Linked DNA regions of Homo sapiens: region 1 is linked to region 2. The links are chromatin contacts, found by Hi-C or POLR2A ChIA-PET in ENCODE. All regions are on one chromosome and are shown on one strand. Each heading gives the region's core, a stretch centred on a gene start or an enhancer-like site at or near the end of the contact. The rest is flanking DNA. Distances are from core to core; before and after follow the strand shown. Region 1 holds the start of VPS33B-DT (VPS33B divergent transcript). Region 2 overlaps IQGAP1 (IQ motif containing GTPase activating protein 1).

Region 1 (3,962 bases), core at 325-2,824, 620 kb before region 2:
GCTACTCAGGAGGCTGCAGCAGGAGAAACGCTTGAACCTGGGAGGTGGAGGTTGCAGTGAGCTGAGATCGTGCCATTGCACTCCAGCCTGAGCAACAAGAGCGAAACTCCATCTCAAAAAAAAAAGAGACAGAACATATCACTGCACTCCAGCCTGGGTGATAGATAAAGCCAGACCTTGTCTCAAAAAAAAAAAAAGAAAAGAAAAAACAAACGGTGTCTCACTCTGTTGCCCAGGCTGGGGTGCTGTAGCATGATCGTAGCGCACTGCAGCCTCAAACTCCTGGGCTCAAGTGATCCTCCTGCCTCAGCCTCCCAAGTATCGAGATTAAAGGTGCCCACCACCATGCCTGGCTATTTTTTATGTGTTGTAGTTGACCAATCTTATCTCAAACTCCTGGCCTCAAGCAACCCCCCGACCCCGACCTGGACCTCCCAAAGTGGTGGGAATTAGAGACATGAACCATTACTCCTGGCCAAATTATTTCACCTGTAAAAACTTCAGTATGTATCTCAAAGAGATAAGGACTTGTTTTTAACAGAAATACAAGCCTGTATGACATAGAAATACAAAAAATAATAATAACATAGAAATACAATACCTGGCCCAACGTTGTGGCTCACGCCTGTAATCCCAGCACTTTGGGAGGCCAAGGCAGGCGGATCACTTGAGGTCAGGAGTTCGAGATCAGCCTGGCCAACATAATGAAACCCCGTCTCTACCAAAAATACAAAAATTAGCCGGGCATGGTGGCACTCGCCTGTAATCCCAGTCTACTCGGGAGACTGAGGCAGGAGAATCTCTTGAACCTGGGGCGGCAGGGGGGTTGTGGCGCGGAGCTTGCAGTGAGCCGAGCTCCTCCACTAGGCAAAAGGGCGAGACTCTGTCAGGAAAAAAAAGAGAAGAAAAGAAATACAATACCCGAAAAGTTTTAGTAATTCCTTAAATCAGTTATCTTTGAATTATTATCCAAAAAAGATCCACACATTGAAACATTTTGTTGATACATCTCTTAAATCTCTTTTATTCTGAAGTGTTTTCCCCTCCCACATTTCCCACTTTGCCATTTTTTTGAAGACGACAGATCATTTGTCCCATATAATTTCCTACATTTTGGATATGGTTGATTTCATACCTTTGGTGTCTTAACATATTCCTGCTAATCTCTATATAGCCTATAAACTGGTAGTTAGATCTTGAGGCTTGATTAGGTTCAATTTTTGGCAATAGGTGATGCTCTGTATTTCCTATGCATCTCACCAGGAAATGATATGATGGTATGATTGATCAGAGTTGAGGTATTGTTAGCTAGCCTGATGCATTCATTATGTCTTTTTTTTTTTTTTTTTTTTTTTTTTTGAGGCAAGGTCTAGCTTTGTTGCCCAGGCTGGGGTGCAGTAGCGCGATCGCAGTTCACTGCAACCTCCGCCTCCCTGACTCGAGCGATTCTCCCACCTCAGCCTCTGGAGTGCTGCGACCCCAGGCGCCGCCACCTAATTAATAGACGCGTTGCCTCCGTTTTTCAAATGTCCCTTTCAGGACGCCGTCCCCTTCCTGGTACGCGAAGCGCTGGGAGCGAAAGGGACTTCCGGGAGATCTAGGAAGTCGCTTCTTTTTCTGGTAGAAGGCGGGGTTCTCCTCGTACGCTGCGGAGTCTCTGCGGGGTGTAGACCGGAATCCTGCTGACGGGCAGAGTGGATCAGGGAGGGAGGGTCGAGACACGGTGGCTGCAGGTCTGAGACAAGGCTGCTCCGAGGTAGTAGCTCTCTTGCCTGGAGGTGGCCATTCATTCCTGGAGTGCTGCTGAGGAGCGAGGGCCCATCTGGGGTCTCTGGAAGTCGGTGCCCAGGCCTGAAGGATAGCCCCCCTTGCGCTTCCCTGGGCTGCGGCCGGCCTTCTCAGAACGAAGGGCGTCCTTCCACCCCGCGGCGCAGGTGACCGCTGCCATGGCTTTTCCCCATCGGCCGGACGCCCCTGAGCTGCCTGACTTCTCCATGCTGAAGAGGCTGGCTCGAGACCAGCTCATCTATCTGCTGGAGCAGGTCAGTGCTTGCCTGACGCCTTTATCGCATCTACAGTTTAGCACTCATTGGATGCACATTTCTTCCTTGCCGTGCCCCTTTGATCTTGTTCTTGGCCCCTGGTATTGTCCTTGGCGCTTCCCCAGCAGGTCCAGAATGAATCCAGGGAGTAGTAAGAGCTGTTTGGAACCTGGCCAGAGAGTTAATGGAAATCACCCCCCAACCCCGCATACAGGCAAGGGAGACACCATTAGTGCCAGGCATCCCTAGGGACGGAAAGATGGTTAAGACATCTTTGCCATTAGGGATCTTACCACTCCAGTAGGAGCTGTATGAAGCACAAATTATCACACACAGGTGGTAAATGAGTGATAGAGCTAGTGTACCCGAAGAGTTCACAGTAAGTGATCATTTCTAGTTGGGGTGATGATCTAGGAGCTTCAAGGAAGTGAGTGTGAGTAATAAGCATATTTTCTTTGGAGACTAAGCATGCTCCAGGCAGATAGATTGGTAGGAGCAAAGTTGGCAAACCAGGGAAAGACAAGGCATGTAAGGGAAGACACCCATCAGCAGTTACACAGTAGCCACTGAAAAAAATTTTTTTTCCATTTGTGGCATGAGACAATACTTGATGATTCTAATAGTGATGTGTGTGGTGGCGTAAATGGGCAACAAGAAGGCCAGTTAGGAGACCGTAGATCAGACAAGAAATAAAGGCCCACACAAAATTGGTAGCAGTGGGAATGAAGGAAAGTGATGGATTTTTAAGTTATGGTGAAAGAAAACTCAAAGACTTACTGATTGGTTATAAATGTTGAAGGAGAAGCAAAAATGAGTGAGATTTTTAACCTGGGTTATTAGGAAAATAATACTGCCACTGTGATTTTAATGGATTACTTGTGTAATCATTTAGTTATTCATTTTATGTCTGTATTCCTCATTAGACTGGAAGGTGGGCAGGGATCATGTTTGTTTTGTTCAACACTACCTAGTGAGTACCTAGCTTAGAGTCAAGCACACACCATGTGCTTAATAAATATTTGTTGTATTAACATTGAATAGAAATGAGAAAAATAATTAGAAAAAGGAACAGGTTTGATGGGGGAAGTTGATTTGTTTGGGTTTGGATGGGGGAAGTTAAGATGCCCGTAAGAAATATAGCTTGTAACATCCAGCAGATAGAAATGTAGAACTGCAGCTGCATTGTGAGGACTGGAAGGAAGATGGATCAAGATGAGAACTGCAGGGCATCTTAGACCAGATTTTATTTCTATTTTATTTTATTTATTTTTTTGAGACACAGTCTCACTCCGTTGCCCAGGCTGGAGTGCAGTGGCGCGATCTTGGCTAACTGCAACCTCCACCTCCCGGGTTCAGGCGATTCTTCTGCCTCAGCCTCCCCAGTAGTTGGGATTACAGGCGCACGCTAGCCCACCTGGCTAATGTTTGTATTTTTAGTAGAGATAGGGTTTCACCATGTTGGCCAGGCTGGTCTCAAACTCCTGACCTCAGGTAATCTGCCCGTCCCAGCCTCCCAAAGTGCTGGGATTATAGGCTTGAGCTACCACTCCCGGCTTCTTTCTCTTTAATACTTAGTGCTTGCACAGTGACATGCACATAAAAGACTTGCAACAATGTCTGAAGAATTTAAAAGAGGTGCTAGTTAAAGCCACTAGTTCAGGTGAGATCAAGTAGAGGAGACCAAGAAGAGAAACTTGAGCCCACTGGGTGATTCAGCATGGCCAAAGTGGATTTCCAGGCAATAACGTCCTCTCCTAACTAACTTCTGACTTAATTTTTGTTAATGTGCACTGCTATTCAGCTTGAAATATCAGAATCATCTTTGCCTCTCCTTCACCCTGATACTTAACTGAACCAGTTGCTGAGTTCCATGGATACTTCTTTACACATAACTTTTTTATGGTGATTATAAAATAACAC
Region 2 (4,306 bases), core at 677-3,176:
ACATTTTGTTATAATAGTCATTTAAATAAAAGACAAATTTTGTTTACTTTTAGCTGTTTTAAAGGTCATCTGAGATGTATGTTACTTACAGTAAAATGACCTGCTGATTAATGCCTACTGCATGCATATCTGTGAGACTTTTTCTATTTAAATGTTATCTTTTTCCTATTTTTAATGATTGTAAGTTTTTTTTCTCTTCTTTTCAACTTTTCCTTTTCTAATTTTGCCCCCACTCCCTCTTGTATTCCTCAATTCATTCTGTTTTTAGGATCACCAGTTAATTCTATTTGAGAAAATATTTTTAGTTTCTTATGTTGCTCATCAATAATCCCAAGCAATAGTCTGACACTTTTTAACCTTATGAATAAATACCTATCAGAGTAATACTATTTCCTTCTGCTGCAGAAACCTCACAGTTCTTAGAGCCCAGTGTGTCTAAATCCCCAAACAGCTGCCCCAACAGAAGCCAAGCCCTAGGCTGGCAGCTGCCTCTCCAATATTCCTTCTGCTTTTTGTTATGATTTCCAATGAGTCAACAGGAAGGTATTCTGAGTAAAGAAGAAATAGAGCTTTTAGACAGGCCTCTCCTCCTCCCACAACCCCAAAAATACAGTTCTTGCCAAATGATCCAAAGCAATTTCCAATCCAATTTGCCACTCCTGTCTGTATGAGGTAACTCTTTAACAAACAAGAAAGTGGTAGGAAGGAACACCTTTCTAAGCTGAATTCAAAGCAGATACCAGGTTATGAAGAAGGGAAGCAATTAGGAAGGGTCCAACAAGCTAGTTAGACACAAAAATACATAAGACAACTGGAGACTTTCCCTCAGGTGGCAGGTGGAAGAGACTCCAAAATAAGTGGCAGGAAATTGATGGAGTTCCCTCACTGACTTGAAAACTACACAAGTTACTTAATGTCTCTGGGCACCAGTTAAAGAGGTTAGACTTAAATGTTGCCACTTCAGCATCTGCAGAAGTTAAGAGCACCAGCTTTGGTGTCACAAACCTGGGCTTGAATTCCAATATATGACCTTGGGAAAAGTGTTATCAACTCTATTTTTTTCCCTCTTTAAAATAAAAATAATGCCTATCTCACAATAATGTAATATGTAAATTTCATCATCATTCTGCTTAATTAACAGTAGTTACTACTGTTGTCATTATTTTTAGAACCAGAAGTATAGCAGCAGCAGACTAACATGGCAGTTAAGAGAAAGGACTTCAGAGTTCTTGCCAAACCTGAAATCTGGATCAACCACTTATTAGATGAATGAGTTAACCTCTCTGAGCTTTGCTTTCTTATCTGTTAAATGTAGATAATAAGCACCTCACAGGGCTTCAAGAATAGCTAATTAGATAAAGCATATAAAGTGCTTAGCACAGTGCCTTGCATGTAGAAAGTATGCAATAAACGGTACTAATCATGACAATGAGGAAGAGGGGGAGAGGCAAGGGGAATACACTGACTTTGGGACAGACAGAAAATATTTTAGATTATGACTGCCTTGCAAATTGCAGGTTTTTGGTTTTTTGTTTTGGGGGATTATTTTGGCTTTCCTTTAGCTGCCTTAAAGTACTGAGGTTTCTAGAATAAAATGCCTTATTGAAATAACTAATTCTTCCCAACATACAACTATTTTTTTAAAAAATTTTAACCCAACATTCAAACTTCAGCAAGTAAACTCTTACTCTTCAAAATAAACCATTAACCAGATCTTTCTTAAACATTAATATGTTTAAGATTTTTTTAATTCACGCACTGTCAAACCACAGAGATCAATCAGATTGCTAGGAGACTTCAGGAGAAAAATTAAGGAGCAGAGCCCTGATTTGATCCGGTAGGCCACAGGCCCTCCAGGTTCCACTGGCACTTCACTCGGCTAACTCAACGATATGGTCTCTAGGCAACCAAGTCCTGAGTTAAGCAAACAACCACAGTAATATGAATCACTTCCGGATGTTCTCACTTTGCCTACCAGCGCTTTCTTACACAAATACTTCTTGTCAAGGGGTTTATTTAGCACCAGCTAGAAACAACCAAGAGTCCATCAGATACCACAAGGCTTAAAAATGTCCAAAACAGGTTCCACTACCAACTGGTATCCCCAGATGTGACACTGTGAAGCAGAAGGAATTGTACAGCAATCAGAGGCAGGTCACCACACTAAGCCGGAAAATGAAATTCCTAGAACATGCCAACTTGGGTCCTCAAATGTATTTTTACTATTTTGTCATTAGGGACATTAAAATATATAAAAACAGTTGCTCTGACCTGTAAGACCAGAAGAAATACATGCCAAATGAGGTCAAACTAACGGGCCACACTTAGCCCAGCCAGATTTTTTCCCCAACCTTGACTGGTGGACAATCCATACACTCAGCTGCCCGATTAACACTGGTTTTTCATGGCCACATCTATTTCAACACCTACGGATTATAAAGGGAAGTGGTAAACTATGTAACCCAACTATCTTGGCTACCTGCTCCTTTTTTTCACCTTGAAAGGATCTTTTGTGCCACACTCTTCTTCATGAACTAAAAAGAGATCATTTAAGCTATTAACAAGAATGGAGACGGAAAAGGAATTAATTAAAAATATAAACTACAATAGGACAAAGCAACTACCATTAACAGAACCAAGGAAAAAATATCAAGACTGTAGAAAATCAAGTCAGTGCAACAAAAGATGTATGTGAGACACATACCTAGAACGCTTATTTAACGTAAACAAAATGAAGAAGAGCCATAAAATAGACTACACAGATCTAACTAATCACCACAGGCATAATGGACAATTTCCTAAAGCTAAAATAAACAAACAAGAGACATTATAAACCAAGAAGAGTCTCCACATTGCAGGCAAAATTGCTAAGCCAATAGCAACCCTAACATGTTAACTGGGGAAATGTTTATACCTCAAGGAACAACAATTCTACAAATTTCAAGTCACGAAAAAAGGAAAAAAAAATCAAGTTACTTGTCATAGAGTTAAAATTAAGCTAGCTTCAGATGTTGTTTCTCAATGATAAGAAGTATAACAAAGTCATATATATTTTTCTCAAAAAAATGAAATATGGTTCACCATAATTTAAAAGTCCAGAACTAGAAATATATATATACATAATATTTGACAAAACAGACATGAATTGCTAATAGGTAATAAACAGCTGGTTTTTAAAGGATATTAGAGGCCTGTAATTCCATCACTTTGGGAGGCTGAGGCAGGAGGATCACCTAAGGCCAGAAGTTCGGGATAAGTTCCCCTTACAATCAACATTACAAGACCCCATCTCTACAAATATATAAAAAGTAAGCCAATCGATTATTAAACTGAAAATTTTGGCAAGGTTTTAGAGAAATTAAACTATCTAGACTTCGAGTTGATAGAAGAAATTACAAATCGAAAGACTGACATTTAAACTCAATAAAATTTAAAACTACAATGAAGAAAACAAATACAATGAAACATCAAGGGAAAATGTTTGTAGCAAATACGAGAGAAAGTCAAGTCCATGTTATAAAAGAGCTCACAAAAGTTAACATCATGACCCTAGAAGCCAGGCACATAACAAAAACAGAAAATTTGCATAAGAAAATAATACTGATAAACAAATATGTAAGAAAATGTTTAAACTCTCCAGCAATCAAAGCAATAGAACTTTAAACAGGAATAAACCTAAATAAATTATGAACATTAGATGGCCACTGAAAATAGTAAATTAAGACAATACAGGCCAGGTGTGGCTGCTCACGCCTGTATCCCAGCACTTTAGCGAAGGATAGCCTGAGCCCCAGGAGATGAAGACCAGCCTGGCAACATAGAGAAACCCCATCTCTACAAAAAAAAAAATTTTTTTTAATTAGTTAGGTGAGGTGAAGTGGGCCTATAGTCCCAGGTACTTGAGAAGCTGAGGTAGGAGTATCTTTGTTTTTTCAAGGAAGATTTCCTATATTCACTTTTTTTTTTTTTTTTTTTTTGAGACAATGTCTGGTTCTATCACCCAGGCTGCAGTACAGTGGCGTGATCTCAGCTCACTGCAACCTCCACCTCCCAGTTCCAGTGATTCTTGTGCCTCAGCTTCCAGAGTAGCTGGGATTACAAGCACACGCCACCATACCCAACTAATGTTTTTTGTATTTTTAGTACAGATGAGGTTTCACCATGTTGGCCAGGCTAGTCTCGAACTCCTGGCATCAAGTGATCCACCTGCCTTGGCCTCCCAAAGTGCTGAGATTACAGGTGTGAGCCACCGCGCCCAGCCAAGATACTTAATACTTTATTGTAATATAGGCTTTGTGCTAGATAA

The links. A loop is a pair of places that touch in the nucleus more often than their neighbours do. ChIA-PET counts read pairs that join two places held with the same protein, here RNA polymerase II (POLR2A).
Region 1: a map of OCI-LY7 shows a loop between it and region 2 (4-fold over the local background). The contact joins the promoter of VPS33B-DT here to the enhancer-like site in region 2. A Hi-C loop is called at or near these places in 1 of 168 maps with a recorded cell type or tissue (OCI-LY7). POLR2A ChIA-PET finds 5 or more read pairs at or near these places in 2 of 52 experiments (activated naive CD4-positive, alpha-beta T cell and naive thymus-derived CD4-positive, alpha-beta T cell).

The regions. Positions count from the first base shown.
Region 1 is chr15:91,020,234-91,024,195 of GRCh38, reverse strand. VPS33B-DT (VPS33B divergent transcript) reads right to left here and starts at 1,574. Exons shown (of 4, transcript NR_110104.1): 1 at 1,456-1,574; 2 at 225-883. VPS33B (VPS33B late endosome and lysosome associated) reads left to right here and starts at 1,602. Exons shown (of 23, transcript NM_018668.5): 1 at 1,602-2,042. The coding sequence starts at 1,947. RefSeq lists enhancers at 1,638-2,047, 1,902-2,518.
Region 2 is chr15:90,398,676-90,402,981 of GRCh38, reverse strand. All of the region lies in intron 2 of IQGAP1 (IQ motif containing GTPase activating protein 1), which reads right to left. Among named protein-coding and RNA genes, the nearest start is that of IQGAP1, 13 kb to the right of the region's middle. Within about 2 kb of position 1,926, at least 35 of the 41 ENCODE cell types and tissues checked have a DNase peak (open chromatin) inside an H3K27ac peak, as active enhancers do.